Linked DNA regions of Homo sapiens: region 2 is linked to region 1. Evidence: read pairs that join two places in POLR2A ChIA-PET (ENCODE). Cell type or tissue: HepG2. All regions are shown on one strand. Links, peaks and the distances in the headings refer to the core of each region. The heading gives the core; the rest is flanking DNA. Region 1 overlaps MAST2 (microtubule associated serine/threonine kinase 2). Region 2 overlaps NSUN4 (NOP2/Sun RNA methyltransferase 4).

Evidence for each region. ChIA-PET counts read pairs that join two places held together with the same protein. Peaks named below come from ENCODE experiments on the same cell type or tissue, not always from the same donor. Only the 100,000 strongest peaks of a DNase experiment are listed, where the experiment ranks them.
Region 2: POLR2A ChIA-PET joins it to region 1 with 6 read pairs; 1 of 35 experiments calls an interaction of 5 or more read pairs at or near these places.

Annotation. Positions count from the first base shown.
Region 1 is chr1:45,965,995-45,982,250 of GRCh38, forward strand. All of the region lies in intron 5 of MAST2 (microtubule associated serine/threonine kinase 2), which reads left to right. Among named protein-coding and RNA genes, the nearest start is that of PIK3R3, 160 kb to the right of the region's middle. RefSeq lists a silencer at 9,567-9,686. In HepG2, for the core only: no CTCF peak of the experiment used is centred there; a DNase peak (open chromatin) is centred at 9,107.
Region 2 is chr1:46,341,076-46,357,331 of GRCh38, forward strand. NSUN4 (NOP2/Sun RNA methyltransferase 4) reads left to right here. Exons shown (of 6, transcript NM_199044.4): 2 at 3,726-4,069; 3 at 5,846-6,000; 4 at 11,793-11,953. Among named protein-coding and RNA genes, the nearest start is that of NSUN4, 8.4 kb to the left of the region's middle. RefSeq lists an enhancer at 930-1,019. In HepG2, for the core only: a CTCF peak has its summit at 7,218 (motif pointing left); a DNase peak (open chromatin) is centred at 7,196.

The DNA.
Region 1 (16,256 bases), core at 6,301-11,300:
TCCTAAAAATTATCTGTGCTCTGCCTATTTATTTCTTTCTCCCCTTAACTCCTGGCATCCAGTAATCTTTTGACTGTCTCCACAGTTTTGCCTTTTCCAGAATGTCATATAGTTGGAATCATACAATAGCCTTTTCAGACTGGCTTCTTTCACTTAGTAATACGTACTGAAGTTTCCTCCATGTCTTTCCATGGCTTGATAGCTCATTTCTTTCTGAATAATATCCTGTTGTCTGGTTATACCACGGTTTATTTTTATCCACTCACCTACTGAAGGGCATCTTGGTTGCTTCTAAGTTTTGGCAATTGTGAAAAAGCCGCTATAAACATCTGTGTATAGGTTTTTGGGTAGACGTTAATTTTTAACTTATTTGGGTAAATAAGGAGCACAATTGCTATATTGAATGGTAAGAGTGTATTTGATTTTGTAAAAAAAAAAAAAAAAAAAACTCTTCAAGCTGGGCGTGGTGGCTCACGCCTGTAATCCCACACTTTGGGAGGCCAAGGTGGGCAGATCACTTAAAGTCAGGAGTTCAAGACAAGCCGGGCCAACATGGTGAAATGTCGTCTCTACTAAAAATAGCCAGACATGGTGGTGTGCACCTGTAATCCCAGGTACTTGGGAGGCTGACGCAGGAGAATCGCTTGAACCAGGGAGGTGGAGGTTGCAGTGAGCCAAGATTGTGCCACTGCACTCCAGCCTGGGCAAAAGAGTGAGACTCTGTCTCAGAAAAAGAAAAAGAAAAACTCCCAGGCCGCCTTCCAAAGGGGTGGTACCATTTTACATTCCCACCAGCAGTAAATGAATAGCTCCTGTTGCATCATATCCTTGCCAGCATTTGGTGGTGTCAGTGTGTGGATCTGGGTCTTTTTTTTTTTTTTTTTTTTTTTAAGGCAGGGTCTCACGCCATCATTCAGGTTGGAGTATGGTGGCACAGTCACAGCTCAATACAGCCTTGAGCTCTTAGGCTCCCAGATTTTGGCTATTCTAATCTATGCGTAGTTGTATCTCATTTAATTTTCAATTCCTGGCGGAGCACGATGGCTCACACTTGTAATCCCAGCACTTTGGGGAGGCCCAGGCAGGCTTTTTTTTTTGAGAGAGAGTCTCACTCTGTCACCCAGGCTGGAGTGCAGTGATGCGATCTTGGGTCACTGCAACCTCCACCTCCCAGGTTCAAGCGATTCTCCTGCCTCATCCTCCCGAGTAGCTGGGACTACAGGTGTGTGCCACCACACCCAACTAATTCTGTATTTTTAGTAGAGATGACGTTTCATGTTGGCCAGGCTGGTCTTGAACTCCTGACCACAAGTGATCTGCCTGGCTCAGCCTACCAAAGTGCTAGGATTACAGGCGTGAGTCACTGCACCTGGCCTTGCATATAACTTTTGACTGCCCCGAAATTTAACTACTAATAGCCTGCTGTTGACCAGAAGCCTTACTGATAACATAGTTAATTAACACATAATTTGTATGTTTTATGTATTATATACGATACTCATAACAAAATAAGCTAGAGAAAAGAAAATTTGTTAAGAAAATCACTGGAAGAGAAAATATACTTACTGTTCATTAATTGGAAGTGTATCATCATAAAGGTCTTCGCCTCATCATCTTCACATTGAGTAGGCTGAGGAAGATTAAGGATTAGTCTTGCTATGTCAGGAGTGGCAGAGGCAGAAGAGGTGGAGGAGGTGGAAAGGGATGCAGGAGTGGCAGGCATACAACTTTTACTGAAAAAATTTGTGTATAAGTGAACCCGTACAGTTCAAACCTGTGTTGTTCAAAGGTCCACTGTAATCCAAATCAACCTTCAAATACCACTATACCACTTTGCCTTATGATGGCAAAATACACCTAAATCCTCTCTTCAGTACCTTGTAATTTTGCTGTCATTCATTTCACTTATATATAAGCACATGTGTGTACGTGTGTGCATAATGTATGTAAAAGCATACCTAATCACATACATTGTTGCTGTTACAGATTAAGCACCCCCAGTCCAAAAATCTGAAATCCAAAATGCAAAACTTTTTAAGCACCAACATGAACCTCACAGGAAATGCTTGTTGGAGCCTTTTAGATTTTGGGCTTTCAGATTTGGGATGTTCAGCTGGTTAGTATAATGCAAATATTTCAAAATCAGAAAACAAATTTGAAATTTAAAACACTTCTGGTCTGATAAGGGATACTTATCCTATATTATGTTGAACAGACTTATCTATTAGACAAATTAAGAATAAGAAAAACAAGTTTTTAGTTTACCTTCATCACTTCTCCAGTGTGCTTGCTTGTTTCATGTAGAGTTCACTTTCTCCCCTATATAATTTTCTCTCTGAACAACTTCTTTTAACATTTCTTGCAAGGCAGATCTACTGCTATAGAATCCCCCATTTTTTGTTAGGGAAAATCTTTATTTCTTCTTCACCTTTGAAGTATAATTTCACAGGGTACAGAATTTTAGGTTGCTTGCTTGGTTTTTTTGTTGTTTTTTTTTTTTGTCTCTCAACAGTTTTAATATTTCACTCCACTATCTTCTTGCTTGTGCGGTTTGTGAGAAGTTGGATGTAATTCTTGTCTTCGCTCCTCTGAAGATAAGGTGTTTTTTCCCTCTGGCTTCTTTCAGATTTTTGTGTACCTTTGGTTTTCTATAGTTTGAGTATGATATGTCTAAGTGCAGTTTTTTTCTGAATTTATCCTGCTTGGTATTTTCTGAGTTTCCTGAATTTATGGCTTTGTGTCTGACTTTAATTTGGGGAAATTTTATGTCATTATTGCTTCAAATAATTCCCTTCCTTTCTCTCTTTTTCTTCTTGTATTACTGCTGCATACGTATCACACCTTTTGTAATTGTCTCACAGTTCTCGGATGTTCTGGTGTTGGTTTTTTTTTTTTCGGTCCTTTTTTCTTTGCTTTTTAGTTTTGGAAGTTTCTGTTATCATATCCTCAAGATCAAAGATTATTTCCCCAGCAGTGTTCAGTCTATTAATGAGCCCATCAAAGGCATTCTTCAGTTCTGTTACAGTGATCTTTAACATTTTCTTTTGATTCTTCCTTAGAATTTCTATTTATATTATCCATCTGTTCTTGCGTGTTGTCTACTTTTCCCATTAAAGTGCTTAGCATAATTAATCATCGTTTTGAAAAATTCCTAGTCTGATCATTGCAACATTCCTGTCATATCTGACTCTGGTTCTGATGCTTTTTCTGTCTCCTCAAACTATTTTTTGCTTTTTAGTGAGCTTTGTAATTTTTTTGTTAAAAGGTGGACGAGATGAACTGAGTAAAAGTAGCTGTGATAAATAGGCCTTTAGTAATGTATTGGTAAGGTGTAGGGGAGGAGAAGTGTTCCATAGCAGGGATCCGCAACCCCTGGGCCACGGACCGGTACTTCTCATGGCCTGTTAGAAACCAGGCCACACAGTAGGAGGTAAGCGTCAGACAATCAAGTGAAGCTACATTTGTATTTACAGCCGCTCCTTATCACTCACATTACCGCCTGAGCTCTGCCTCCTGTCAGATCAGCTGCAGCATTTAGATTCTCATAGGACCATGAACCCTGTTGTGAACTGTGCATACAAGGGATCTAGGTTGCACACTTCTTATTAGAATCTAATGCCTGATGATCTGTCACTGTCTCCCATGACCCCCAGATAGGACCATCTAGTTGCAGGAAAACAAGTTCAGGGCTCCCACTGATTCTATATTATGGTGAGCTGTATAATTATTTCATTATACATCACAGTGTAATAATAATAGAAACAAAGTACACAATAAATGTAATGTGCTTGAATTATCCTGTAAACCCCTTGCCTCCCCACTTCCTGGTCCATGGAAAAATTATCTGCCATGAAAACAGTCCCTGGTGCCAAAAAGGTTGGGGAATGCTGTTCTATAGTCTTGTGACTAGGTCTCAGTCTTTTGATGAGCCTTTGTCCCTGGACTGTGAACTTCTCCAGTGCTTCTCAGTATTTCCCCCACACCATAGCTGGGACAGGATGGTTCTTGGCTGCTGGAATTGGGTATTTCTTCCCCCAAGTAGAGCTGGCATTGATGAAATCCCAGCAAGTTAGATGCAAACAAAATAGTTTCTCCCAAGGACAGGCTTGTTAAGAACAGAATGCTCCGGCGCGTATCAAAACAGTTCCTTTTCCCTCCTCCTGCTGGAATCATGAGATTTTCTTCAGTAATCACTGTGAGGATCCAGTAAGGCTCCTTTGGATAAAACTTACAAAAATTTGGGAGCCCCCCCATGACTAGATCCCCCTGGAGTTTTTAACTCTCAGCATAATCCACACTGAGCTTCCAGCAATTCCTCAGTTACAGTTCAGGTCTTCCTGCCCTGGCACTGGTTGCTATGGAGGTTTCTGCTTAAGAATTTCTGCTCCTGCCGGGCACGGTGGCTCACACTTGTAATCCCAGCACTTTGGGAGGCCAAGGCAGGCGGATCACGAGGTCAGGAGTTCGAGACCATCCTGGCTAATATGGTGAAACCCTGTCTCTACTAAAAATACAAAAAAAAAATTAGCTGGGTGTGGTGGCAGCTGCCTGTAGTCCCAGCTACTCAGGAGGCTGAGGCGGGAGAACGGCTTGAACCCAGGAGGCAGAGCTTGCAGTGAGCCCAGATCGCACCACTGCACTCCAGCCTGGGCAACAGAGGAAGACTCTGTCTCAAAAAAAAAAAAAAAAAAAAAAGAATTTCTGCTCTGGTAAGTTGTACCTCACTGTGTCTGCTGTCTGTCTGTCCAGTTTTGGGGGCAGTGGTTCATCCTGTGATGTCACTTCGCTGACAGACTAAGAAGTGTTTTTTTTTTTTTTTTTCTCCTCCAGTTTGTTCAGCTTTTTACTTGTTAAAACAGAGTGGCAACTCCTAAGCTCTTTACATGCCAGGCCAGAACTGGAAGTCAGTTTATTTATTTTTATAACTTGTAGAGTATTTCATTGTATAACTGTACCACAATGTATTCATTTTCTTATTGGTGAATATTGCATCAGTCTAGGCCCAATCAGGAGACAGATAACAGACAAGCGATTTTAAAAAGTTTTAATAAAAGTAATACAAACTATGACAATAAGAGCCTAACTTCCATAGGCTACCATAGAGCTGAAGGAGAGTTCTCAAGGAAGAACTAACTTGGAAGGAGGATTCTCTAGGCTGGATTCAGGACTTGTTGTAGTTGCAGCCCACTGGATGTAGTTGCAGCCCACTGGATGGCAGAGATGTTTTCTGGTTTGCCCAGACCAAAGCTGGTCCACAGTTACTCAGCAATCAGGGAATAGCCCTCTGGAGCACAGGTGAGTCTCAGCCAGTGGTCAGGCCTAGAGAGAGAAAGTAGAGGTGCTGCTGTGAGCACTTTGTGTCCTCAGGAAGGACGTGAAAGACAAATCCTGGGGGTCGGGGTGTTGAGCAAGCAAACAGAGAGAGTCAGTGGGGACAGGCCTGGAGCACACAGTATCTTTGTAGGTAAGGCTGTGGAAAGGTGTCTGTGTGATTGGGGCAGAGCAACCCACATATCCACGTTCCCACACCACTGACTGATAATGCAGTTGCTAGAATTAGCACCAAGAGCCTGTTCTTTCTGCAGTGTGCCTCCAATACCCTCTACTGAGAAAGTTTAACATCATGCTCACTGTAGAGGATAGATGATGCTTAAAGGAATTCTCTTCTTTATCTCAGAGCAGGTATTGAAGGATTAATTTGAAGCTTAGTGGCATTAAATTGATAACCAGCATAGACATTTAGATTGTTTATACTTTTCCACTATTATAGTCATCAATGCTACAGAAACATCCTTCTTCATATTCTTTTTGTATATATGTACACAGACTTTTTCTGGCATATATATGGAGGCATGGAATTGATAAGTCTTGGAATAAACTGTATAAATTTTTAGGAGTAGGATCAATAGGTCAGGAGGCATGCATATTTTAATGTTGTTTGTTACATATCATCTAATTGATTTTACATGAGTATTCTGGAACTAAGAGTGTGCCTTCCATAAAAGCATTCAGTCCCTATCATTCAAGGTCAAGCTCAAGCCCTAGTGTCAAGCAGGAAGATCCAGCTGCCAATTCCAGGTGAGGACTCCTGCTGCATGGAAGATGACTAAGATCGTAATAATGCCAGCCGTCAGTAGGAGTCCACAGACCTCGGCCCACTGCATCTTCTTTGGGTTTGAAGCTGTCAAGGAGGACTCAACATTCAGCACACTGGTTGGAACAGCATTTCACTCACAGAAAGGACAGATACAACAAGATCAGAGTCTGTGATGTGCACCAGTGGCAAAGATCCCATTCCATCCTGTGGTGGGCAGATACACTGGTGGGGCTGGCCGTGTGCCACATGCCACACACACTTAAGCAATACAAAGAAGTTTACTCCATACCCAGAAGAGGGGAAAAGTTTCTGCTAATAAGGAAGAAGAATCTGTGGCCAAGTGACAGCTTGCCACACAGCTTCCTTATGAGGGAAAGTTTTAGACCCAGGCCACTAATTGGGTAGTCTTGGAGAGGGGTGGCAGGTCATGTGACGGCTACATCCCTTACAGCCAGTAATCCATCCCTCTTTACTCCCTGACACGTATAGACTCCTCACCTCTATCTGCATTGAATCTATTTGGGCTAATTTCATTATCCCTTACTCCTGTTTATGCCCATTGCCACAGGAACCCTCAGGTTACCCGCACCCCATCATCTACATGCTTAATTCATCTAAACCTCTGAACATTCCCTGCTCTGTCTTATCCCTCCCTGACTCTGGAAACCCTTCCAGTGTACCTTTTGGAATTCCAGTTCTTTATCAGCAAGATCTGTCTCGTAATCTGTTCTCTAAACATTCTTTCTTCTTCCTGTTCTAGTGGAATCATAGGGGAAGAGGGAGAGCTTAGAACACTGATTATCTGCAGACTACTCAAGTGTTAACCCTTTTCTCATAATCTCAAAGCATTGGGTCTAGTAGTAAGGGTAGATGTCCTCTGTTTTTTCATTATTTTCACTGTCTTCTCCCTAATCTCCCCAAACTTAGAATCTTACATATCATTAATTTGTATCATTTAGTACCTATCATTGCAGCTGTAAAACTCTTCATACATTGCAATTGTAAAAATTTTAGCTCTTGACTCCAATTACTCTCTTCAGTTCTACTCCTGTATTATTCTTTTTTTCAGTCTGTTTGTGAGCTGTAATGTGTTATTCTTGGTGGTTTCGATACACCCGTAGTTGATAACTCCAGTTCTTAAGACTTTCTGTTCTTTGAACTCCTGTCTTCCAGTGAACCTCTCCACTACCCTACCTCAATCACTTATGCCCTAGATCTGTACTTTAGACCTTGTCTCCATAATTTCAGTTTCCTTCTTCCTGCTCTCTGAGCACCACCTCTAATCTTTCTATAGCTTGTGTCATCTAGAAACCCCACCTTTGAAAAACAGTCATTTGATCCTGGGACCTTTAATCCTTGGGAACCTTCGATAACTATATTGAGATGTCTTCCAGACATCTGTGTGAATAATTCAGTATGTTTGTCTTGATTTCAAGGAAAAAATAGGGCTAGAGATACAAATGTTGGACTTTCACCATATAAAAAGATCTTAAATCTGTGTGTCTAGATGTCATCACCTAGGGAGTGAACATAGACAGAAAGGACTAAAGGTACAAGGACTGAACCCTGGGACATTCCAGTTTTCAGAGACCAAAAGAATGAGGAGAGACCCAAAAGGAAAGAGGAAAACTTAGAATATATAGTGTCCTGGAAACCACATAAAAAGAGTATTTCAGAAATAGCATGTGATCACCTGAGCCAAATGATATAGACAGATCAAGTGACATGAAGTCTGAGTATTGCCAGTGGGATGTAGCAATGTAATGTCAGTGTTGACATTGATTAGCTGTTTTGATGGAATGGTGGGGGCAAAACCTAATTGGTGAGTCAAGAAAGAAAGGGAAAAAGAAAATGGAGATAATAACTAAATAATTTGTCAAGGAGTTTTGCTGTTAGAGCAGAAATGAAATGCAAAGATGGGTAGAGAGATCAAGAGAGTTTTCTTATTTGAAAAAAGTAACAGTGTCTATGTACATACACTGATGGAAGTGATTCAACAGCAAGAGAAGATCTGATAATGCAAGAGAAAGGAGAATGGCTGGCACAGTGTCCTTCTATAGTTGAGAGGGGATGGGATCTAGTAAATAAGCAGTAGGTTAGCCTAGCTAGGAGCACAAACAGTCCTTCTCTAGGAATAGGGGAGGATGTGGGGAATACAGTGCAGATTATGGCTGGGTAGATGTGGTAAAGATAGCTTATTGAAGTTCTTCTCTGATTAGTTGAGGCCAGGTGCTGTGGCTCACGCCTGTAATCCCCACACTTCAGGAGGCCAAGGCGGGAGATCATGTCAGCCCAGTAGTTTGAGACCAGCCTAGGCAACATGGTGAAACCCCATCTCTACAAATGATACAAAAATTAGCTGGGCATGGTGTTGCATACCTGTAGTTCCAGCTACTTGGGAGGCTGAGGTGGGAGGATCATCTGAGTCTGAGGAGTTCGAGGCTGCAGTGAGCTGTGATTGCACGGAACTGTGATTGTGATTTTGAGAAAGAGCAAGACCCTGTCTCAAAAAAATATTTTTTTCTCACTAAAATGGAAAGTGAGGTGATTAGCTGAGCCTGAAGAGAGAGGATAAAGTATGATACAGTCTTTTAAAAGGATGGGAGAAAGAGTACACTAAGAAGTATGGTCTGATTTCCAGTAGTATGAAGAGCCAAAGTTAGTGATCATACACATAAAGTGAGACTAGTCAGCTTTTCTATATGACTTTCTGAAACTTCTCAGGCTAGGATTTTGGAAAGATTGTGTGAAGATACTGAAATTACTCCTGACAGAAGGCATGATAAAAAGAATGTGAGTGATACAGGAATAAAATCCTTAAAGAGTGAAGGGGATTTCCCAAAGGTTTGTATGTGACTTTTAGCAAGGAGGAGTAATGGTTGTTGTAGTCTGATGACATCATTTCAAACCTGGGTGTTTTTATGGAGAACAGAGGGAGAATGCCTGAAGATGAAATGAGCCAGCAGGATGTCTACCCCACCTCTAGGTCTAGTGGTACAAAGGGCATGTGAAATCCAACAGCCATCATTTGAGAGAGCTGCCAAGGAAGCTGCATCCACAGGGGACAGTCAAGTTGCAACCTGTTCAGGGTATGTTAAGGGCTGTACTAAATGTGTGTCCAGGGTGCTTGGGAGTACAAAAGTAAAGATTTGTAACCCAAGCTAGTCATTAAGCAAGGTGTTCTTTTTGGAGGTAGCTCATTGAATGAGGTAGAAAGCTCATTCTAAGATCCGTATGAAATAGAATTATATGATTAGGAAATTAACAGTCCACAGCATTATAGTTGCCTGGATACGATGGCTCACTCCTGTAATTCCAACACTTTGGGAGGCCAAGGTGGGAGGATCACTTGAGGTCAGGAGTTTGAGACTAGCCTAGGCAATATAGTGAGTCCCTGTCTCTCCAAAAAAAAAAAAAAAAAAAAAAAAAAGCCAGGTGTGGTAATACACACTTGTAGTCCCAGCTGCTCAGTAGGCTGAGGTGGGAGGGAGGATCGCTTGAGTACAGGAAGTCACGGCTGCAGTAAGCCGCGGTCACGCCACTGCACTGCTCTCCAGCCTGTGAAACAGAGCAAGACTCTGTCTCAAAAAAAAAAAAAAAACACAGACCATAAAAAAGTACAGATCGTTTGTTACTAGATTATAAACTGCTAATCAAATATGGATGGGTAGGCAGAAAGTCACGGAGGGCTATATGCAGTGCTAAAGGGATGAGGTATGAGGAGTCCATGGCATGGACTCTTTTTTACCTAAGATCCATGGACCCTGAGTGGTTTTACAAGTGCCATAAATCCCCTAAAATTATATTCCCAATTTTGTATATATGTTCATTTTCTTGTGGAGGCAAGATTTGCCAAAGGTGGTTTTTTAATCTAAAAACTGAATACTTTTTTTTTTTTTTTGAAACAGAATCTCTCTCTGTTGCCCAGGCTGGAGTGCAGTGGTGCAATTTCGGCTCACCGCAACCTCCACCTCCTGGGTTCAAGTGATTCTTGTGCCTTAGCCTCCCAAGTAGCTGGGACTGCAGGTGTGCACCACCACACCCAGCAAATTTTTTTTTATTTTTAGTAGAGACGGGGTATCACCATGTTGGCCAGGCTGCTTTTGAACTCCTGACCTCAGGTGATCCGCCCACCTCAGCCTCCCAAATTGCTGGGATTACAGGTGTGAGCCACCACACCCGGGGAAAACTAAATACTCTTTAAGGCTTGAAGAGGCAAAGTGGTCCGGGCACAGTGAGTCACACTTGTAATCCCAACACTTTGGGAGGCTGAGGTGGGCAGATCACTTGAGGTTAGGAGGTGGAGACCAGCCTGGTCGACATGATAAAACCCCATCTCTATTAAAAATACAAAAATTATCCAGGCATAGTGGCACATGCCTGTAATCCCAGCTACTCAGGGGCCACAACATGTGAGAAGAATGCAAGGAAAACTCTGGAAACATTAAAATCACATTGTTCTAGTGGTGATTACCTGTGGAAAAAAGTAAAAAAGCAGCTTTAACTTTTTATTCAATTTGCTACGGTTTTTGGCCATAAGAATTTGTGAATTGTACGATAAAAATGTTAAAATAAAAGTTATTAACAGAGGGCAGTGCTGGCAGTTGGAAGACCAGTTAAGAGGCCATTGCCATTATCAAGATGTTAGGGGAATGTTTGAAATAAAGAAAATATATGACTATGAGAAAAATGTAAGAGATTAAATCAGTGGCATGTGGATTGATTGTCTTCAGATTCCCTGAGTGATTAATGCCATGTGTTGATACCCTTAACTTAGATAAGGAATACTAATAGGAAGAGAAGAGTTAGGGGGAGGAAGACGAACCCAGGATCAAATTTACACGTATTCAGACACTTGATTTATGACAAAAGTGGCACTATAGAGCTGTAGGCAAAATCCATTGGATGTTTGTATAGAGAAATTGGAAAACGTGGCTCTTCACAAGAAAATCAATTCCAGGTGAATTATAATTTTAAATGTGAAAGGTAATACAGTAAAACTTTTAGAAGGTGTACAGAAGAAAATCTGCATGGCCTTAAAATAGGGAAATTTTTTAAAAACAGGATATAAAGGATAAGATTCCTAAATTTGACTACATTTAAAATGAAGAATTTCACCGGGCACGTGGCTCATGCCTGTATTCCCAGCACTTTGGGAGGCCAAGGCGGGTGGATCACCTGAGGTCAGGAGTTCGAGACCAGCCTGGCTGACATGGTGAAACCCGGTCTCTACTAAAAATACAAAAATTAGCCAGGCGTGCTGGCGGGCGCCTATAATCCCAGCTACTCAGGAGGCTGAGGCAGGAGAATGGGTTGAACCCGGGAGGTGGAGGTTGCAATGAGCCGAGGTGGCGCCATTGCATTCCAGCTTGGGCGACAAGAGGGAAACTCTATCTCAAACAAACAAACAAACAAACAAACAAAAAGGCCGGGTGCAGTGGCTCACGCCTGTAATCCCAGCACTTTGGGAGGCCGAGGCGGGCGGATCACAAGGTCAAGAGATCGAGACCATCCTGGCTAAGACGGTGAAACCCCGTCTCTACTAAAAGTACAAAAAAATTAGCCAAGCATGGTGGCATGTGTCTGTAATCCCAGCTACTCGGGAGGCTGAGGCAGGAGAATCGCTTGAACCCAGGAGGCGGAGGTTGCAGTGAGTCAAGATCGCGCCACTACACTCTAGCCTGAGTGACAGAGCAAGACTCTTGTCTCAAAAAAAAAAAAAAAAGTTCTGGTTATCAAAAGATACTATGAAAAGAGTGAAACGAGAAGCCACAAGGTGCGAGAAGATAATGTGACACATAAAAGTAACAAAGGACTTGGGTTCAGAATATATAAAGAACTCCTGGGGCCAGCACAGGTGGCTCCTATAATCCTAGCACTGCGGGAGCCTTAGGTGGGCGGATCACTTGAGCCGAGGAGTTCGAGACCAGCCTGGGCAACATAGTGAAACCCTATCTCTTATATTTAAAAAACAAAAACAAAAACCACACAAAAAAACCTGTACATCAATAAAATAAAAAGATAGTATGATTGAAAAATGGCCAAGGGACTTGGACAGTTCACACAAAAGAGATCCAAGTGGTCAATAAATGCATGAAAAGATAATTTACTCTCATTAGTAATTATGAAAATGCAAAAGAAGCTGGGTGCGGTGGCTCACGCCTGTAATGCCAACCTTTTGGGAGACCGAGGTGGGCAGATCACTTGAGGCCAGAAGTTCAAGACCAGCCTGGCCAACAGGGCAAAACCTTGTCCGTACTAAAAATACAAAAAAATTAGCTGGGCATGGTGGCGCACACCTGTAATCCCAGCTACTCAGGAGGCCGAGGCAAAAGAATTACTTCAACCTGGGAGGCAGAGGTTGCAGTGAGCAAAGATCACGGCACTGCACTCCAGCCTGGGCAACAGAGCGAGACTCTGTCTCAAAAAAGAAAGAAAGAAAATGCAAAATAAAATCACAAAAAGATATTATATGACCAATAATGGCTTAAAGAGTGACAAAACCAAGTATAGATGAGTATGTGAAACAGTAGGAATCCATAAGTGCTGCTGGTGAGTGTATAAATTAATACAACTATTTTGCAAAACAGCTTGGTGTTTTCTTACGTAAAGTACAGAAACAAGCAAACTAGAACACAAACGGACACATATTATATAATCTCATTTCTATGAAATGTCCAGGATACACAATTTCATAGAGGCAGAAAGTAGATTAGTAGTAGCCAGGGGCTCGTGTAGATGGAAATGAAGAGTGACTGCTAACACTCGAGTAGAGGGAAATGAAGAGTGACTGCTAACAGGTATAGATTCATTTTTGGGCGATAAAAATGTTCTGGAATTATATAATGGTTATGATTGCATAGCTTTGTGAATATACTAAAAACCTCTAAACTGCACACTTAAGGGTAAATGTTACATGAAAGTTATATCTCACTTTTAAAATTGTATGAGAGAAAAACTAGAGTGTTTAGAGTTGCATATTTAGTTGGTAAAGCTATAAGGAAATGATTATCATAATATTGACTTTAGATGGGGTAAAGGGAGGGGTTTTGATCAGGAGGGATTATGTGGAGGGATTTTGGAAGATGGCATTGTTAAACCTAGATGGTGTTTACACAGGTGCTTGCTATATAATTATATTCCTTTATAACTAGTTAAACTGTATAAATGAAGCAGCTGATTCAAGGTCAACTGACTGCTCCCAGTTTTGTTTATAACTTGTTTCTCTGGGATGAATCATCACTTACCTTTGAACTGTCTCCTCCAGCTGCTAAAATCGATTCTTAAAGTGGAAAAAGCCTGCTTGCTAGGCTGCTAGATTTTCTGTCAGATTTTTTGTTTTTTTTTTTTTTTTTTGGTCCCATTGAGCCAGTTATTGCCATCCTTAAGGAAGGATTCTTCTCAATAATGTCATTTTTTCTGGAGCTAGAACCGTGAATGTAAGTCATTAATAACAATCAGCTTAGCTGGGCACAGTGACTCACACCTGTAATGTCAACACCTGGGGAAGCCAAGGTAGGGGAATTGCTTGAGACCAGCCTGGACAACATAGTGAGACCCCCATCTCTTCCAAAAATTAAAAAATTATCTGGCTTTTCCACTTTATGATGGCTTACACCTGTAGCTCCTGCTCCTCAGGAGGCTGAGGTGGGAGGATCATTTAAGCCCAGGAGTTTTGAGGCTGCAATGAGCTATGCCTGCACCACTGCACTCCTGGGTGACAGAATAAGACCCTACCTGAAACCAAAACAAACAAAAAAAAGTAGCTATAAAAAAGAATGAAATCACTGATGCAGCTGGAGGCTATTGTCCTAAGTTAATTAAGGCAGGAACAGAAAATAAAATACTGCATGTTCTCCCTTATATGTGGGAGCTAAACAGCGGGTTACTCATGGCCATAAAGATGGCAACAGGCCAGGTGCAATGGCTCACGCCTGTAATCCAGCACTTTGGGAGGCCGAGGCAGGTGGATCACTTGAGGTCAGGAGTTCAAGACCAGCCTCGCCAACCTGGAGAAAACTCATCTCTACTAAAAATACAAAAATTAGCCTGGTGTCATGGCACACGCCTGTAATCCCAGCTACTCAGGAGGCTGAGGCAGGAGAGTCGCTTGAACCCAGGAGATGGAGGTTGAAATCGCCCCACTGCACTCCAGCCTGGGCAACAGAGTGAGACTGTGTTTCCAAAAAAAAAAAAAAAAAAAAAAGGCAACAAAAGATTGGAGACTACTTAGAGGGGGCAAGAGTTGAAAAAGTAGCTATTGCGTTCTGTGCTCACTACATGATTGATGAGATCAATCGTACCCCAAACCTCAGCATCACGCAATATACCCAGGTAATAAACCTGAAAGTGTACCCGCTGAATCTAAAATAAAAGTTGAAATTATTTTTTATGTGAATTTTTAAAGAATCAGTTTAAATATTTTCTTCAGAATGTTTTGTTGTTTTTGCTTTTGTCTTTGGAGACAAGGTCCTGCTTTGTCACATAGGCTGTAGTGTAGTGGCATGATCACGGCTCATTGCAGCCTCAACCTGCTGGGCTCAAACAGTCCTCCCACCTCAGCCTCCCGATTATCTGTGACTACATGTGCGCACCACTATGCCCAACTAATTTTTTAATTTTTTTGTAGAGACAAAGTCTCACTGTGTTCCCCAGGCTGGCCTCAAACTCCTGAGCTGAAGTGATCCTCCTGCCTTGGCCTCCCAAAGTGCTAGAATTACAAGTGTGAGCTACCATGCTGGCCCAGAATGTTGTTATAACATCTTAATCTTCCTTCCCCCAAAATAAGACCAGTTCAAATTGTAACCATCCAATGGGTCCTCCTTGCCCACTGTCCAGATAGAGCCAATTTATCAAAACAGGGGAATTTCAATAGAGAAAGGGTTTAATATACGCAGAGCTGGCCAAACAGGAGACTGGAGTTTTATTACTGAAATCAGCCTCCCCCACATTTCTGAGGCTATGGTTTTGTTTTGTTTTGTTTTGTTTTGAGATGGAGTCTCAAAAATTGCACTCCAGTGCCCAGGCTGGAGTGCAGTGACGCGATCTCGGCTCACTACAACCTCTGCCTCCCATGTTCAAATGATTCTCCCACCTCAGCCTCCTGAGTAGCTGGAATTACAGGTGTGCATCACCACACCTGGCTAATATTTGTAGTTTTAGTAGAGATGGGATTTCACCATGTTGGCCCGTCTGGTCTCAAACTCCTGACCTCAGGTGATCCACCTGCCTTGGCCTCTCAAAGTGCTGGGATTACAGGTGTGAGCCACTGTACCTGGCTGAGGCTAGGGTTTTTTAAGGATAGTTTGGTGGGCAGGGGGCTAGGGAATGGGGGAATGTTGAGTAGTTGAGTCAGGGATGATGTTATCTATAGGAGAATCTGTGAGGTTAGGAATCTTGTGGCCTCTGGCTGAATAACTCCTGAGCCATAATTTTTAACCTTGTGGCCAATTTGTCAGTTTTACCGAAGTGGTCTGGTCCCCAATCCTTCAGAGGGTATTTTCCCAGCAGGAGCTGTTACCTTCTTTGTTTCAAAGTAAACTAAATTCCTACCAAAGTTAGTTTTGGCCTAAGCTCAGAAATGTACAAGGGCAGCTTGGAGGTTAGAAGCAAGATGGAGTTGGTTAGGTCAGATTTCTTTCATTGTCATAATATTCCTAGTCAGATTTTTCTCACTGTCATAATTTTGGCAAAGGCAGTTTCAAAATTATTGATTTTATTCTGTCAACAAACTTTAAAATGGTGGTAATTTTGGCTTTTTTTTTTTTTTGAAAGAGTCTTGCTCTGTTGCCCAGGCTGGAGTGCAGTGGTATGATCTCAGCTCACCGCAACCTCTACCTCCCTGGTTCAAGCAATTCCCCTGCCTCAGCCTCAGCCTCCCGACTAGCTGGGATTACAGGTGCACACCACCACGCCCAGCTAATTTTTTTGTATTTTTAGTAGAGACGGAGTTTCACCATGTTTGCCAGACTGGTCCCAAACTCCTGACCTCAGGCAATCTGCCTGCCTCGGCCTCCCAAAGTGCTGGGATTAGAGGCGTGAGCCACCGCGCCCGGCTGTAATTTTGGCCTTTTAAGGTAAATGTATATTGGAGAAATAGAGAAAACCCAATAAAAGTAGCACACATTTTTAGGCCTTAGCATCTGTGGTAGAATAAAGA
Region 2 (16,256 bases), core at 5,301-10,300, 370 kb after region 1:
TGTCCGCACTCTATGTCCCGAGCGTTAGTGTCTTCCACTTGTTACGTCTGCAGTCTCCTGACTCCGCCCAAGTTGCGTCATCACCTTCGCCTTCATTCTTTTAGTGATGTCACTGTCTCTTGTTCCCCAGCTGTGTCCACCTACCTTTCTGTCCCCCACTCCCCCTTTTACTTCCCTCCCTCCCCTCCCCCTTTCCCTTGCCCATTCTTCCCCCACATGACTTCTCCTTTCCTCATTGATTTTCCAGCCCGGTCGCCCTCACCCCTCGGAAAATACCATAGCGACCTTGCCTGCACTCCTGGGTCTCCGCCGCCTTGCAGGAAAGGATTCAGCCCCTTCCTCAACCTCGAGCTGCCTCTGGCGACCGGGCAAGGTTACAGCGACCACCCTGTCCATACTGCCGGCCCAAACCCTGGCAAAAGGTGCAACGAATCCTCTCATCCTCTGGACTCTCCTTGCTTCTCCAGAGACCCTTTTTCTTGCCTCACTGGAAGCCCTGGAATTTCTTCTATGACCGGCACGCCCCCCTGCCCACCCCAGCCGATTCCCTCGCCACCTCCACCATCTCTTCCACCCCCACAACCTTCCTCGCACTCAGGGAGATGGTCTTTTGAGTCCTCTTCCCCACTCCTGGAAAGGACCTACTGCCGCTAGCCCTGCCACTCGGGTTCCCCACTCTCCAGCCCTTATTTTGAGCAGTTCAGCATTCCGGGGTCACCCCCTCTCTGTCAGCGGACACCTTATTGCAGCTGGATGAGTCCCTCCAGAATGCGGCGTCCCTGTCTTCAAGGCACGTACTGTGACCAGCACACTAATCTCTGTTACTCTAGCGGATGGCCTTCAGCTTTTGGAACCAGCCCGGCAACCTCCTTTCCCCTTGCTCATCAGTCCCCGGGAACGAGCCCAGTGACCTCCCCTCAGCTCACTCATGTACCCTTGGAAACTGGACCCATGATTTCGCCTCCTCCTACACATAGGACCCCGGGAACTTGCCTCACGATTTCACCTCCTCTTGCTCGCCGGCCGGTGGAAACTAGTCCTATGGCCTCCCCAACCCTTTCTCACAGAGTTTTGGAAACTGGGCTGATGATCTCTCTGCCCTCTCACTGGTTCTCAGGGAGAAGTTATAATGACCCCCTTCTCTCCCCAGCATCTTCCCCACCTACTGGCAGCTTTTACCATGGCAGCCTTAAGCCTCTAGACTCTTGTGAACCCAAACCACAGCTTGACCTGCCCCTTGAGAAAAATTGTTGTGGCTTCCCACTCTCTTCTCAGGCAGGCATGCCTGGCTCTCCCAGCTCACCTCAGGAGGGCTCTTATCATTACTCCCATCTTTCCTCAGAGGCCTACATACCTACCCCTGGGAGTCCTTGCTATGCCATCTGCCTGTGCCCCGGGAGTACTGATTCTCCTTGCTCACCCCAGTCCCAGGCTCCCAGGAAGGCTTGCATTGAGTCCCTTCTCTCCTGGGAGGCAACTGGGAACTCTTACCTCATCCTAACCCCGGACACCACAACTTCTGGTCCCCCCTGTTCCCAGGAACCATCTCGTCCCCATGGTCCTCATTCTGTCCTTTCCTTCCCTTCACCCCTGGGCAACCAGTTTATATCTCCACCCCAGTCACTTCCCCGCAGAAGCTATAATGAACCCCCTCTTCCCACTCCAGTTTCCCCCCAACCGAAGTCCCCTAAGTCCCCAGAGTTAAGACAGTCACATACTCCCCACAAATGTCTCTCCCTAGTCAACACTCCCCAGCACACCCCTTCTGGCCAGCCCAAGCCCGCTAAGGCCCACACCTGTCCCCCACCTCCCTCCTGCCTCTCTGGTCCTTCTTGTATGCAGCCATACATCACAACTCCTTCAAATTCCAGCCCCAAAGAACTTCCCCCAGGGACTACCTTACTGACTGTGGTCCCTAGAGCTCTCAAAAGTGTTATCCCCACTTCTTTTCCCCTCTGCCTTCCTTGTGATCCTGTCTCGGCCAATAGTTATGCTCAGAGCAGCCGCCATGGACCCTCCATAGGGCCCCCCTGCAATACCCATATATGCTCTGTGGTTCCCTCCACCCCCCATCCCTGCCCACTGTCTGGCTCCCTCAATCATTCGACAGGCCCCCCTCCCATTGTGCCCCTGTGTGACACCTATAGCACTCCCAGGGGCCCACCCCAACCTCGTTGTCAGCCTGTGATGCCTCCTTGTTCTACCCACATCTATTCTTTTATCCCTTTGAGAACACCCTTTGATCCTCAAAGTTTACCCATTGTCCCCCGAGTCCGGGCCTACCCTGATACTGTCCCCTGTGGCCTCCATATCTACCCTGTGGCCTCTCAAGGCCCTTGCAAAGAGCCTCTGCAGATCCCCTACAGCTGCCCTTTGCCTTCATCCAAGGATTCCAGCTGTAGCACCAATCCCAGCTGTAGTTCGACTATTATTAGCAAATGCCAGAGTAGTGACAGCGAGAGCAGGAGTTCCCACCAAAGCCAAAGCCGGAGCCAAAGCAAGAGTCCCCATGATGGCAGAAGTCAGAGCTGGAGCAAGAGGCATCATCTGAGCAGAAGTCCAAGTCAGAAAAGCAGTCCCTATCCTAGCAGAAGCTGGGGCCGGAGCAGTAATCCTCAACAAAACACAAGTCAGGGCCAGAGTGAGAGTCCCCAACTTAGCATAAATGAGCACCAGGGTGAGAGTCCCCAAATTAGCAGAGGTCAGGGCAAGAGCAAGAGTCTATGATGGCAAAAGTCGGAACCGGAGCAAGAGTCCCCAACATGGCAAAGGTCAAGGCCAGAGCAAGAGTCCCCAACATAGCAGGAGCCAGAGCAAGAGTCCCAGCGAGGCAAAAGTCACAGAGCAAGAGTCCTCACCATAACAAGAAATGAGGGCCAGAGCAAAAGTTCTGACCAGACCAAAAATCTAGGCCAGAGCAAGGCATAGATAGTAACAAGATTGCCAGCTATAGCAAGCATCCCAGCTGCAGCAACCAGGACCGACTTGTGCACTCCTCATCTGAAGTCTTCATTTCTCTTTTACTCTGCCTCCTTGTTCTTGTCCTCTTGTCCCCTGCTACCCCCATAGCAGTCATCCTAGAAGTCCCTGTTTTGGTTCACACCTCAAGATTCTGTGGGCCCTCCTTATCCAACCTTTCTGGGGTCTGGGAACTCTCCCAGCATGACCCTCAAACCTCTGATTCTAAGCATGGTGGTGCTAGTCACTGTGTGACGCTAGGTAAGTTACCCACATCTCTTCATCAAATTGAAATGTTGTTAATTTTTTTTTGTATCTTACTGAGCTATCAGTTGTAGTGCTCACATAAGCTAGTAGACATGAAAGTGCTTTGAAAATAGAACTGTTCAGAAGAAAAGGGCCTTTTGCTTTTAAGTTCAAAGCTTCCCAGAGCCTCCATAGTTTCTCCTAATCTTCTGCAGGCTCTCCTCAAGAGTCCTCTCCTGAGCTCCCATATTCCTAAGTTCCTCTTTCTCCAAGGTCCCCCTTCTTGATGACCCCCGCACAGTACCGTGAGAGTTACATCTTTATCTGACAACCCTGGGATGGGAAGGCCCACTCTCCACTACTTTTCCCTCTCACACTTCTCTGGCAGGCAGGCAGGATGCAAAAGCAGGAGTGGGCACTAGCTGGATCCAAGTTTGCCCCTAGGCTCTGAGGTGGGGGTCAGGTAGTAGGGGGTAGAGTCAAGACTGGGAAAACCAATAAGCCTGTCCTCTCTCTTTTAGGCTGCCACAGAGCCCAAATTCCCTGCTGTTCGACTGGCTTTGCAGAATTTTGACATGACTTACAGTGTGCAGTTTGGAGATCTTTGGCCATCAATCCGTGTCAGTCTCCTCTCAGAGCAGAAGTATGGTGCACTGGTCAATAACTTTGCTGCCTGGGATCATGTAAGTGCTAAGCTGGAGCAGCTGAGTGCCAAGGATTTTGTGAATGAAGCCATCTCCCACTGGGAACTGCAGTCTGAGGGTGGCCAATCTGCAGCCCCATCCCCTGCCTCCTGGGCCTGCAGTCCGAACCTTCGATGCTTCACTTTTGACAGAGGGGATATCAGTCGCTTCCCTCCTGCCAGGTAGGATCTGGAGCCATGACTGGAGCGGTCCTGAGTGTCTGCTGGAAGTAGACATGTTGAGACCCAGCTTCTACCCTCTGTAATAAGGACCATAATATTGCTAATATTTATGGCATGTTTATACAGACTAGGCATTTTTTTGAGGTGCTGTACATATGTTATCTCTTTTTGTTCTGTCAGCAGCCTTATGAAGTAGGTAATATTATTGCTGTTTTACATTTGGAGAAACTGAGGTACAGAGAAGTTAAGATTCTTACTTGCTTTAGGTCCCTCAGATGGTAAGTGGTGTGACTAATATTTAGACCCAGAACCTGCACTTTGAACCCACTCTGCTCTGTGCCTCTGGTAGAAAACAGCCACCTTTTACATGAGCACTCACTGGGCCCTCTCAAGTTGAAATGTGTTATTCACAGCAGTCTTCTCATTTTGCCCTCACAGCCACCCATCAAAGTGAATAGGAAAAGTAACTTCATGGTAGCAAAGAGGTAGTGGGACTTTCCTAGGAAATAGGGCTGGTCTAGGGGCACAAACTTGGTATTAGACTGGGAAAAAGAAAGGAGAAGTTCAGTTTCTTGATTCAATCCTCATGTATATGAAGTTGAATGAGAAAAGACTGCAGAATCAAATGCTGAATTATGCTTTAACAATTAAGGAGAGCTCAATGTTAGTTGTAGGGTATGGGAATTGATTTTTGAAAGACTGATTTATTTATTAAAAAATATTGGCCGGGTGTGGTGGCTCACGCCTTTAATCCTAGCACTTTGTGAGGCTGAGGCGGGCGGATTGCCTGAGCTCAGGAGTTTGAGACCAGCCTGGGCAACATGATGAAACCCTGTCTCTACTAAAATACAAAAAAATTAGCTGGGTGTGGTGGCGTGCGCCTGTAGTCCCAGCTACTTGGGAGGCTGAGGCAGGAGAATTGCTTGAACCCAGGAGGTGGAGGTTGCAGTGAGCTGAGATCGTGCCACCGTACTCCAGTCTGGGCGACAGAGCGAGACTCTGTCTCAAAAAAAAAAAAAAAAAAAATTATCTACCAAATGCTAGGCATTTAAGTGCCTTGATGAACAAGCCCTCATAGAGCTTCCAGTTTAGTGAGGAAGACAGCTATTTAAAAACAATAATTGGCCAGGCACAGTGGTTCACACCTGTAATCCCAGCACTTTGGGAGGCCGAGGCGGGCAGATCATCTGAGGTTAGGAGTTCAAGACCAGCCTGGCCAAAATGGTGAAACCCCATCTCTACTAAAAAATACAAAAAATTAGCTGGGCATGGTGGCACAAGCCTGTAATCCCAGCTACTTGGGAGGCTGAGGCAGGAGAATCACTTGAATCTGGGAGGCAGAGGTTGCAGTGAGCCAAGATTGCGCCACCGCACTCCAGCCTGGGCAACAGAGCGAGACTGTGTCTCAAAAAAAAAAAAAAAAAAAAAAATTAGCCAGGCATGGTGGCGGGCACCTGTAATCCCAGATATTCAGGAGGCTGAGACGGGAGAATCACTTGAACCTGGGAGGTGGAGGTTGCAGCGAGACGAGATCGTGCCACTGCGCTTCAGCCTGGGTAACAAAAGTGAAACTCCGTCAGTCAATCAATCAGTAAATAAATAATCATTCTGGCTCCCGTATAGATGAATGAATAAGTGAATAAGTAAGTGTGGGTCTGAAAAATGAGTTTTTGGTGATTGGAGCTCAAGCCCCAGAGGGCATAGACTTGGTGGCCTAGACTCCCAGTGGGTGTCCTGACCTGGAATTTAACAATAAAGTGGTCTCCTCTTTTCCAGACCTGGCAGCCTGGGTGTCATGGAGTACTACCTGATGGATGCTGCCTCCTTGCTGCCTGTTCTGGCCCTCGGCCTGCAGCCTGGGGACATCGTGCTTGACCTATGTGCAGCTCCTGGGGGAAAGACACTAGCGTTGCTTCAGACTGGCTGTTGCCGTAAGTCAGGGTGCTGGTGTGTTGGGCAGAGAGAGCTCCCCACCTCACCTAGTCCCAGGTACATTTAATATGGTAGGTTCGGCCAGGCGCAGTGGCTCCCGCCTGTAATCCCAGCACTTTGGGAAGCCGAGGGAGGCGGACCACCTGATGTCAGGAGTTCCAGACCAGCCTGGTCAACATGGTGAAACACCATCTCTACTAAAAATACATAAATTAGCTGGGTGTGGTGGTGCACTCCTGTAATACCAGCTACTCAGGAGGCTGAGGCAGGAGAATTGCTTGAACCCGGGAAGTGGAGGTTACAATGAGCTGAGATCCTGCCACTGCACTCCAGCCTTGGCGACAGAGTGAAACCCTGTCTCACACACACACAAAAAAAGAATATGGTAGGTTCTCTAGTCCCAAAGTCAGAGTGGAGGGTAGTACTTACTTTCTAAGCTTGTGTATTTTTTCATTAGTTCCTCTCTTTCTCTGTCAATTGGTCAAGAAAGATTGCTGAGCAAGTTCTCTGAAGTCAGATTGAAGTAGGGCTCTGATCAGTTGATCACATGATACACACTCCTCTTCATCTGTTTACTTTTCCTCTAAGATTAAGCCCATTTCTTTAGCCTACCAACTAAAATGATAAGATCTGCCTGCAGCCACCATTTATATGCTTTATATGTCACTCTTCTAGGCTTTATGTGCTTTAACCTTACTCTGCTACTCTCTGTTGCCTTTGCTCTTGTTAAATTTTCTCCCTGGAATTCCCTCACCCTTGGCTGTCCAAATCCTTTTGACTTTCTTTTTTTTTTTCTTTCTTTTTTTTTCTCTTTTTTTCGAGATGGAGTCTCACTCTGTCACCCAGGTTGGAGTGCAGTGGCACGACCTCGGCTCACTGCAAGCTCCGCCTCCTGGGTTCACGCCATTCTCCTGCCTCAGCCTCCCTACTAGCTAGGACTACAGGCGCCCACCACCACGCCCAGCTAATTTGTTTTTGTACTTTTAGTAGAGACAGGGTTTCACCCTGTTAGCCAGGATGGTCTCAATCTCCTGACCTTGTGATCTGCCCGCCTAGGCCTCCCAAATTGCTGGGATTACAGGCATGAGCCACCGCGCCCGGCCCCTTGTGTCAAGTACTCACTTCAGCCATCCACTGGCTGATATCCTGCCTGCCCAGTCATCCTTTTGACTTTCAAGCCTCAGCTCAAGTGTGCCACCTCCTGGACGTCTGTCCTTACGACCTCTGCTGGCCGGTTCAGAAATGATGCCTGTCTCCTACGCTCCCACAGCATGGGTATCGCCCTTGCAACATTAGCCTTGCCTTAGGGCTTTACTAGTTATATATCTTCTCCCTCTTAAAGATGATGGATTCTGGCCGGGCACGGTGGCTCACGCCTATAATTCCAGCACTTTGGAAGGCTGAGGCGGGTGGATCACCTGAGGTCAGGAGTTCAAGACAAGCCTGGCTAACATGGTAAAACCCCGTTTCTATTAAAAATACAAAAAATTAGCCGGGCCTGGTGGTGGGCTAATCCCAACTACTTGGGAGGCTGAGGCAGGAAAATCGCTTGAACCTGGGAGATGGAGGTTGCAGTGAGCTGAGATCACGCCATTGCACTTCCGCTTGGGCAACAAGAGCAAAACTCTGTCTCAAAAAAAAAAAAAAAAAAAAAAAAAAAGTGGATTCCTTGGGGATAGGCCCACATCTTATTTGTCTCAGTAAAGTAGCCCAGCGAAGGCCTTGTGCACTGTTTTTTTTTTTTTTTTTTTTTTTTGAGAAGAAGTTTCGCTTTTCTACCCAAGCTGGAGTGCAGTGGCACGATCTTAGCTCAATACAACCTTCGCCTTCTGGTTCCAAGCAATTCTCTTGCCTCAGCCTCCTGAGTAGCTGGGATTACAGGCACCCACCACCACACCCGGATAATTTTTGTATTTTTAGTAGAGATGGGGTTTCACCATGTTGGCCAGGCTGGTCTCGAATTCCTGACCTCGCAATCCACCCACCTCGGCCTCCCAAAGTGCTGAGATTACAGGTGTGAACCACCGCGCCCAGTCTTGTGCACTGTTTTTTTTGGTTTGTTTTTTTGTTTTTTTTTTTTTGAGACGGAGTCTTGTTCTGTCACCCAGGCTGGAGTGCAGTGGCGTGATCTCGGCTCACTGCAAACTCCGCCTCCCGGGTTCATGCCATTCTCCTGCCTCAGCCTCCCAGATAGCTGGGACCACGGGCACCCGCCACCATGCCCGGCTAATTTTTTTGTATTTTTAGTAGAGATAGGGTTTCACCGTGTTAGCCAGGATGGTCTTGATCTCCTGACCTCGTGATCCGCCCACCTTGGCCTCCCAAAGTGCTGGGATTACAGGCGTGAGCCACCGCGCCTGGCGCCTTGTGCACTGTTAAGTACTCACTTCAGCCATCCACTGGCCGATATCCTGCCTTAAAATAGATAGTTTTTTTCCTTTGGCCCCTGACAAAGGGCCGTAATTTACACACCTAACCTGGAGCTCAGCCAGGCTTCTCTTGCCGTGTGCCCAAGCCCTTCTGTTGGACCTAGACCCTTCTTTTCCAGGTCTTGTCAGCCAGCTTGCACAGTTTGAGTCAGCATCCAGCCTTATGATAGGCATTGGTTGATTCAGAGAGATATCACATTCGGTCATAGCCTTCTGGAAGTCCAGAGGGAGAGAAGAAAAGGTGGGGTCATGGGCTTAATGAATCCAATGCAAGAGAGCCCAGCCTGTGTGCTGGACAATTCTTATCTGACTGAATGCTGTGGGAATCCATTAGAAGGGAGATGAGTAAGGGTAGGGTTACTTGGAGGAGGAGGAACTTGAACTAGGAGGAGGAAGAAGGGCAAAGAAGAAGTAATTGAGAGTTGTTCTTCTAAGGCATGCTTAACTATCAGCACCTCACCTTCATCCCAGCTCCTCATCAAGCGACAACTCTTGATCCGAGGAAAACGGGATCACAGAATTTGTATAAGAAGGGAAATTAGTGTTTACTTAGTCTAGCCCTCATATTTTATGGAGGGAGAAATTGAGTTCTGTGGAGATTAAATAAATAATACAAGAATTGGAGGTAGAGCCAGAACTGGAACCCATCTTTCTTTTTCTCAGTTCATATCCTTCTGCAAATTCCTCTAGAGCAGAGAATACAATTTTTACTTCTTTGAGTGCCCTCAAAAATGGAGACATTGGCCGGGGGGCGGTGACTCACGCCTGTAATCCCAGCACAAGCTAGGAGGCTGAGGCAGGTGGAATACTTGAGTCCAGGAGTTCGAGACTAGCCTGGGCAACATAGACCTCATCTTCATTAAAATAAAAAAAAAGGAGACATTTATTTATGGGATTACTAAGCTGGTTCATAGTAGTGACCACTATTAGATAAGGTGGACACTTGCATCTCGCATTCTTTACCATTCCCACCCTACCTTGTTGTTCTTTGACTCAGAGGCCAGGTATCAAGTGTCATTTATCATCAAGCTTGCAATATTTTTCTCATAGTAGCACTAAGAGCAAAGTGAGATATTTCTTGAACTCATGTCTACCAATAAAGAGAAAATGAAAGGTAGATGGTAAATCAGAATTAGGTTTGGTTGCATTTGATAGAAAACCTAACTAATTGGCTTAAAGAGGAAACATTAATTTATCTCTTACATAAGAGAAGCTGAGATATAGGCACTCCAGGTATGGAGGCTCCACAATTATCAGGGACTTAAGCTCCCTTTTTCCTTTTGCAACGTATTTTGTTGCTAGTGTCAGCCTTAGCCTCCCTCCCTTTAAGAGGGAGAAGATATGTAACTAGTAAAGCTCTAAGGCAAGGCCTCATGGTCCAGAATGACTGCTGGAAGTCCAGCCATCACATCCATATTTGAGTCAAGAGGAAAGGATTGGGCAAAAGAGACTCATTTCATCTCCCAATTATGTCAGCCTTTTAAAAATATCTTCCCAGAATTCCTATCCAATACTTATGCCTACAACTATGACCAAAAGTTAGTCATATAGTCATACTTAGTTGTAAAAGAAAGGCTTAGCCGGGTGTGGTGGCTCACACCTGTAATCCCAGCACTTTGGGAGGCCGACGCAGGCAGATCACCTGAGGTCGGGAGTTCAAGACCAGCCTGACCAACATGGAGAAACCCCGTCTCTACTAAAAATACAAAATTTGCCGGCGTGGTGGCGCATGCCTGTAATCCCAGCTACTCGGGAGGCTGAGGCAGGAGAATCGCTTGAACCCGGGAGGCGGAGGTTATGGTAAGCCGAGATCGCGCCATTGCACTCTAGCCTGGGCAACAAGAGCGAAACTAAAGAAAGGTTGAGAAATGTAGTCTTTTGGGGCAATTTTCCCCTTCCAAAAAATTGGGGTTCTATTAATAAGGAGGAAGAGGAGAATGATTTTGGCTAAATAAACTGTAGTATCTACCAAAGATGAAGAGAGCCATAGGTTTCCAGAATAGTGGGAGAGCATATTTTTTTAGAAATAAATATTCTTGGCTGGGCATGGTGGCCCACACCCATCATCCCAGCACTTTGGGAGGCTGAGGTGGGAGAATTGCTTGAGGCCAGGAATTCAAGACCTACCTGGGCAACATAGTGAGACCCAGTCTCTTTTTTTTTTTTTTTTTTTTTTTGAGATGGAGCCTTGCTCTGTCGCCCAGGCTGGAATGCAGTGGCGCCATCTCGGCTCACTGCAAGCTCTGCCTCCCGGGTTCACGCCTTTCCCCTGCCTCAGCCTCCCGAGTAGCTGGGACTACAGGTACCCACCCCCATGCCCGGCTAATTTTTTGTATTTTTAGTAGAGACGGGGTTTCACCATGTTAGCCAGGATGGTCTCGATCTCCTGACCTTGTGATCCGCCTGCCTTGTCCTCCCAAAGTGCTGGGATTACAGGTGTGAGCCACCGTGCCTGGCCTTCCAGTCTCTTTTTAAAAAATTATTTAAATATATTTTTATTTTTGTAGAAATGAGGTATCGCTATGTTGCCCAGGCTGGTCTTGAACTCCTGGGCTGAAGCAATCCACCTACTTTGGCGTCCTCCCAAAGTGCTGGGATGAGAGGCGTGAGCCACTATGCCCAGACTCAGAGACCCTGTCTTTAAAAAAAAAAAAAAAGAATGTGGCTGGGTGCAGTGGCTCACACCTGTAATCCTAGCACTTTGGGAGGCCAAGGCAGGCGGGATCACCTGAGGTCAGGAGTTCAAGACCAGCCTGGCCAACATGGTGAAATGCTGTCTCTACTAAAAATGCAAAAATTAGCCGGGTATAGTGGTGCACACCCATAGTCCCAGCTACTCAGGAGGCTAAGGCATGATAATCACTTGAACCCAGGAGGTGGAGGTTGCAGTGAGCTGAGAGTGTGCCACTGAACTCCAGCCTGGGCGACAGAATGAGACTCTGTCTTAAAAAAAAAACAAAAGGAAAGAGAGGGAGAGAAAGAAAAGGAGAGAAAGGAAAGGGAGGAAAGGGGAGAGGGAAAGGAGAGAAGAAAGGCGAAAGTAATGGGGAAAGGAAAAGGGGAAAGGGGAAAGAAAGGGGAGAAAGGGGAGAGAGGACAGGAAAGGAGAAAGGAAAGGAGTCTTACTTGGTCTGCTTTATTCATTGACTTAAATAACTTTGATACTTTCTGGCCCATTTAGGTGTTTGCCATTGTACCCCCACTCAGAATGACTGATGCTGTGCCATGCACATAATAAATGTTCCTGATGCTGGGGTTTGCATTGGCTGGGACTACCTGAGAATTGGTCTGACTCCATCAGCGCCATTGCTGGTGGAATGTTTCATTGGGTCATGGCCTCTGAAGTATCTTTATTTCCATAGGCAATCTTGCTGCCAATGATCTCTCCCCGTCCCGAATAGCCAGACTACAGAAGATCCTTCACAGCTATGTGCCTGAAGAGATCAGGGATGGAAATCAAGTTCGAGTTACCTCATGGGATGGCAGGAAATGGGGAGAACTGGAGGGGGACACCTATGACCGGGTGAGTGATTCTTGATTTAGGACATGCATCCAGCTTAATGCGGCCTCCCCATCCTGGTTCTAGGGCCTGAGGGGTTAGGATCCAGCCCCTATGTTTGAGCATGTAGAGCTGTTTCTGGACTGGCCAGTTCTACATTGGTGATTTGACCAAAAGAAAAATCAGCTTAGATGACTGGTTATTATCTCTATTAAAGATAGTTGGCAGCAAAAAAGAATTTGAAACTATTTGAGTAGGGGAAAAATTTACTAGGCTTACTTTATTTCTCAAGTCACTTGGTTGCTCAGAAAGCCTCATGAAGGTAAGTAAGAATAAGCTCATTTATTTATTTTTGAATGTTAGTACAGCACATGGTACAAAATTCAGAAGGCACAAAAGAGTATCCAATGAAAAGTGAGTTTTTCTCATCTGGCCTGTAGCCCCCTACTTCCCCACCCTATAGATAACGATTGTTTCTTTTTTTTTTTTGAGACGGAGTTTCGCTTTTGTTGCCCAGGCTGGAGTGCAATGGCGCGATCTCTGCTCACTGCAGCCTCCGCCTCCTGGGTTCAAGCAATTCTCTGCCTCAGCCTCCCGAGTAGCTGGGATTACAAGCGCCCACCACCACGCCCGGCTAATTTTTGTATTTTTTTTAGTAGAGACGGGGCTTCACCATCTTGGCCAGGCTGGTCTTGACCTCCTGACCTCGTGATCCACCCGCCTCGGCCTCCCAAAGTGCTAGGATTACAGGCGTGAGCCACTGCGCCCAGCCGGTAGTATATTATATTATACTCACTATTCTGAACTTTGTATTTTTTTATTTAATAATGTGTCCTGGGGTTAAATCCTTTTTTAATTTTGTTGACATTGTGGAAGTATAGTTGTTGAATAACAGTTTACATCCATTTAAGATTTTGATAGCGATTGCTAAATTTCTCTGTGGAGGTTAAACCAGTTTCACTCCTACTGGTAATGAATGAGTACTGATTTCCCACATGCTGCCAATATTGGTGCTATCAAACTTAATTTTTTTGCCAAATGGATAGTATCTAATTTACAATCTCTTATTAATCATGTTGAAAATCTCCATATTAATTTTTTTAAAGTTTTTTTTTTTTGAGTGGCAGGTTTTCACTTTGTCACCCAGGCTGGAGTACAGTGGTGTGAACACGGCTCACTGCAGCCTCAACCTCCTGGGCTCAAGGGGTCCTCCTGCCTCAGTTTCCCGAGTAGCTGGGACTAGAGTGTGCCACCATGCCCAGCAAATGATTTTTTGTAGAGACGGGGTCTCACTATGTTGCCCAGGCTGGCCTCGAACTCCTGGGCTTGAGCAGTCCTCCCACCTTGTCCTCCCAAAGTGCTGGGATTATAGGTGTGAGCCACTGTGCTGGGCCAGTCTCTTCATGTTTTTAAGTTATTTATTTTATTTTAAATGGCATACTCTAAAAATATTTGTTTAGAACACATATTTCTAAAAATATATAAAATATATAGCTGTTGTCTCTGTGTTGTCACCTGATTTACCTAATCTGTCTAGTTCTCACCATTCTGCCTCAACCACTCTAAGAAACTGAAAGAAAGACCAAGGCTTATGGAATCTTAGATAGGCTTGAGACTTGCTTTCTGCCTGTGTAGGAATCCCCTACTCATTTTTTTCTTTTTTTTTTTTGAGACAGTTTTGCTCTTGTTGCCCAGGCTGGAGTGCAGTGGCGCAATCTTGGCTCACTGCAGCCTCCGCCTCCTGGGTTCAAGCCTGGGTTCAAAGTTCGATTCTCTTGCCTCAGCCTCCCAGGCAGCTGGGATTACAGGTGTGTGCCACCACGCCTGACTAATTTTGTATTTTTTTAGTAGAGACGGGGTTTCACCATGTTGGTCAGACTGGTCTCGAACACCTGACCTCAAGTGATCCATTAGCCTCAGCCTCCCAAAGTGCTGGGATTATAGGCGTGAGCCACTGCGCCCGGCCTATTCATTTTTCTTGATATGAGAGCAGTGGAACATGATGGAGAGAGCATGACCTCTCCTGTCAGCCTAACCAGTTTCTACATTACAGGGGTGCTACTTACTAACCTTAGGCAAACTGTTGATCTTGCTGAACTTCAACCTCTTCGTTTGTGAAACAGGGTAATCCTACCACTTAGGATTATTGTGAGGATTCAGTGAGAGTATCCAGGGAAAGCACTTAGTATAGTACCTGGCGGTGAAGATTAGGCAAGCAGGACCCATTATCATTATTCAGCCTATGCTTAAACACATCCGTTGATGGGTGCACACTGAGATTCTGTTGTTGAACACTTACAATGTTAGGAAGTTCTGCCTCTTACTGCAATCTGTAGATAGCATGGTATATGGGTTAGGGCAAGGATTCTGGAGTCAGACTGCTTGGATTAGTCCTGGTTCCATTACTTATCAGCCAGAGAAGTTTCGGTGAGTTACTTAACTTTCAGTTAAGCTTCAGCTTCTTCATCTGTAAAATGAGGATAATAGTATAGTGCCTATCCCGTAGGTGAAAATTAAATAAGAATGCATTTGGCACAATGTCTGGAATATAGAAAACATTCAGTAGTAGTATAATCATCACAATCCTTACCATTATTATTATTATTTCCATTCATTGATCCTAGCTACTTATTTTAGAACAATATAGAATGAGTGACCTGCTATTTCACTTGACAGCTTTAATGTTTGAAGATGTCTTTGTTAACTTGTTTGTTGAAAAACTAGTTGTGGCCGGGCACGGTGGCTAACGACTGTAATCCCAGCACTTTGGGAGGCCAAGGTGGGTGGATCACCTGAGGTCAGGAGTTTGAGACCAGCCTGGCCAACGTGGTGAAACCCCGTCTCTACTAAAAATACAAAATTAGCCGGGTGTGGTGGCAGGCACCTGTAATCCCAGCTACTTGGGAGGCTGAGGCAGGAGAATTGCTTGAACCCGGGAGGCAGAGGTTGCAGTGAGCTGAGATCGCGCCATTGCATTCCAGCCTGGGGAACAAGAGTGAGACTTTGTCTCAAAAAAAAAAAAAAACTAGTTGTGTACAATATACTCTGTGGTAGGCAAGTGTTAAGCACTTTTATTTATTTATTTGAGACAAGGTCTTGCTCTGTTGCCCAGGCTGGAATGCAGTGGCGCAATCATGGCTCACTGCAGTCTTGACTTTCTGGGCTTAAGTGATCCTCCTACCTCAGCCTCCCAAGTAGTTGAGACTACAGGCATGTGCACCATGCCTGGCTAATTTTTTAACTTTTTGTAGAGATGAGGTCTCACTATGTTGTCCAAGCTGGTCTCGAATTCCTGAGCTCAAGTGATCCTCCTGCCTCAGCCCCCCAAAGCATTAGGATTACAGGTGTGAGCCACCGTGCCCAGCCGTGTTAAGCACTTTAGATGCAAAGAAGAATGCTACTTCAAGGCTGGGCGCGGTGGCTCACGCCTGTATTCCCAGCACTTTGGGAGGCCAAGGCGGGCGGATCACGAGGTCAGGAGATGGAGACCATCCTGGCTAACACGGTGAAACCCCGTCTCTACTAAAAATACAAAAAATTAGCCGGGTGAGATGGCGGGCGCCTGGAATCCCAGCTACTCGGGAGGCTGAGGCAGGAGAATGGCGTAAACCCTGTGGGGCAGAGCCTGCAGTGAGCCGAGATCGCGCCACTGCACTCCAGCCTGGGAGACAGCGAGATTCCGTCTCAAAAAAAAAAAAGAAGAAGAAGAAGAAGAATACTACTTCAGGGCTCTACATACTCTTGGTAACTCCATCCTTCTCCCGCTCCACTTGTCCATCAGCTGGAGAAGGGACAGGACCTCAGAGCTCTGCATGTTCATGGAAGACACTAACCCCCCCATGTCACAACTTTCTTTTTTATGTGAGCTCAAGTTTATTTCAAATAATACAATGTTTATTTGAACATGTTTCTATCTTCCCTTATAATACAATATTATACAAATTGATATTAATACAAATAATATTTGTTAGACACTTGCCCAGGGCTGAGATTCAGTGGGAGCACTATCCTGGCACGACTGGTTATTTATGACTGACATCCATGCCAGTGCCTGATGTGAAGATGCATGTGCCATATCTGATGTTGAGTGGTTTGACTACCCTCCCTAAATGTTTCCTAAGTGTAGTGCAACAGTACAACTTCCTTTTCTTTCTTCTGTGACTGAGTGAGATCAACATATTTTTTTATTTTTGAGACAGGGTTTCACTCCCATCGCCCAGGCTGGAGTGCAATGGCACAATCTCGGCTCACTGCAACCTCTGCTTCCTGGGCTCAAGCAATTCTCCCGCCTCATCCTCCCAAGTAGCTGGGAGTACAGGCATGTGCC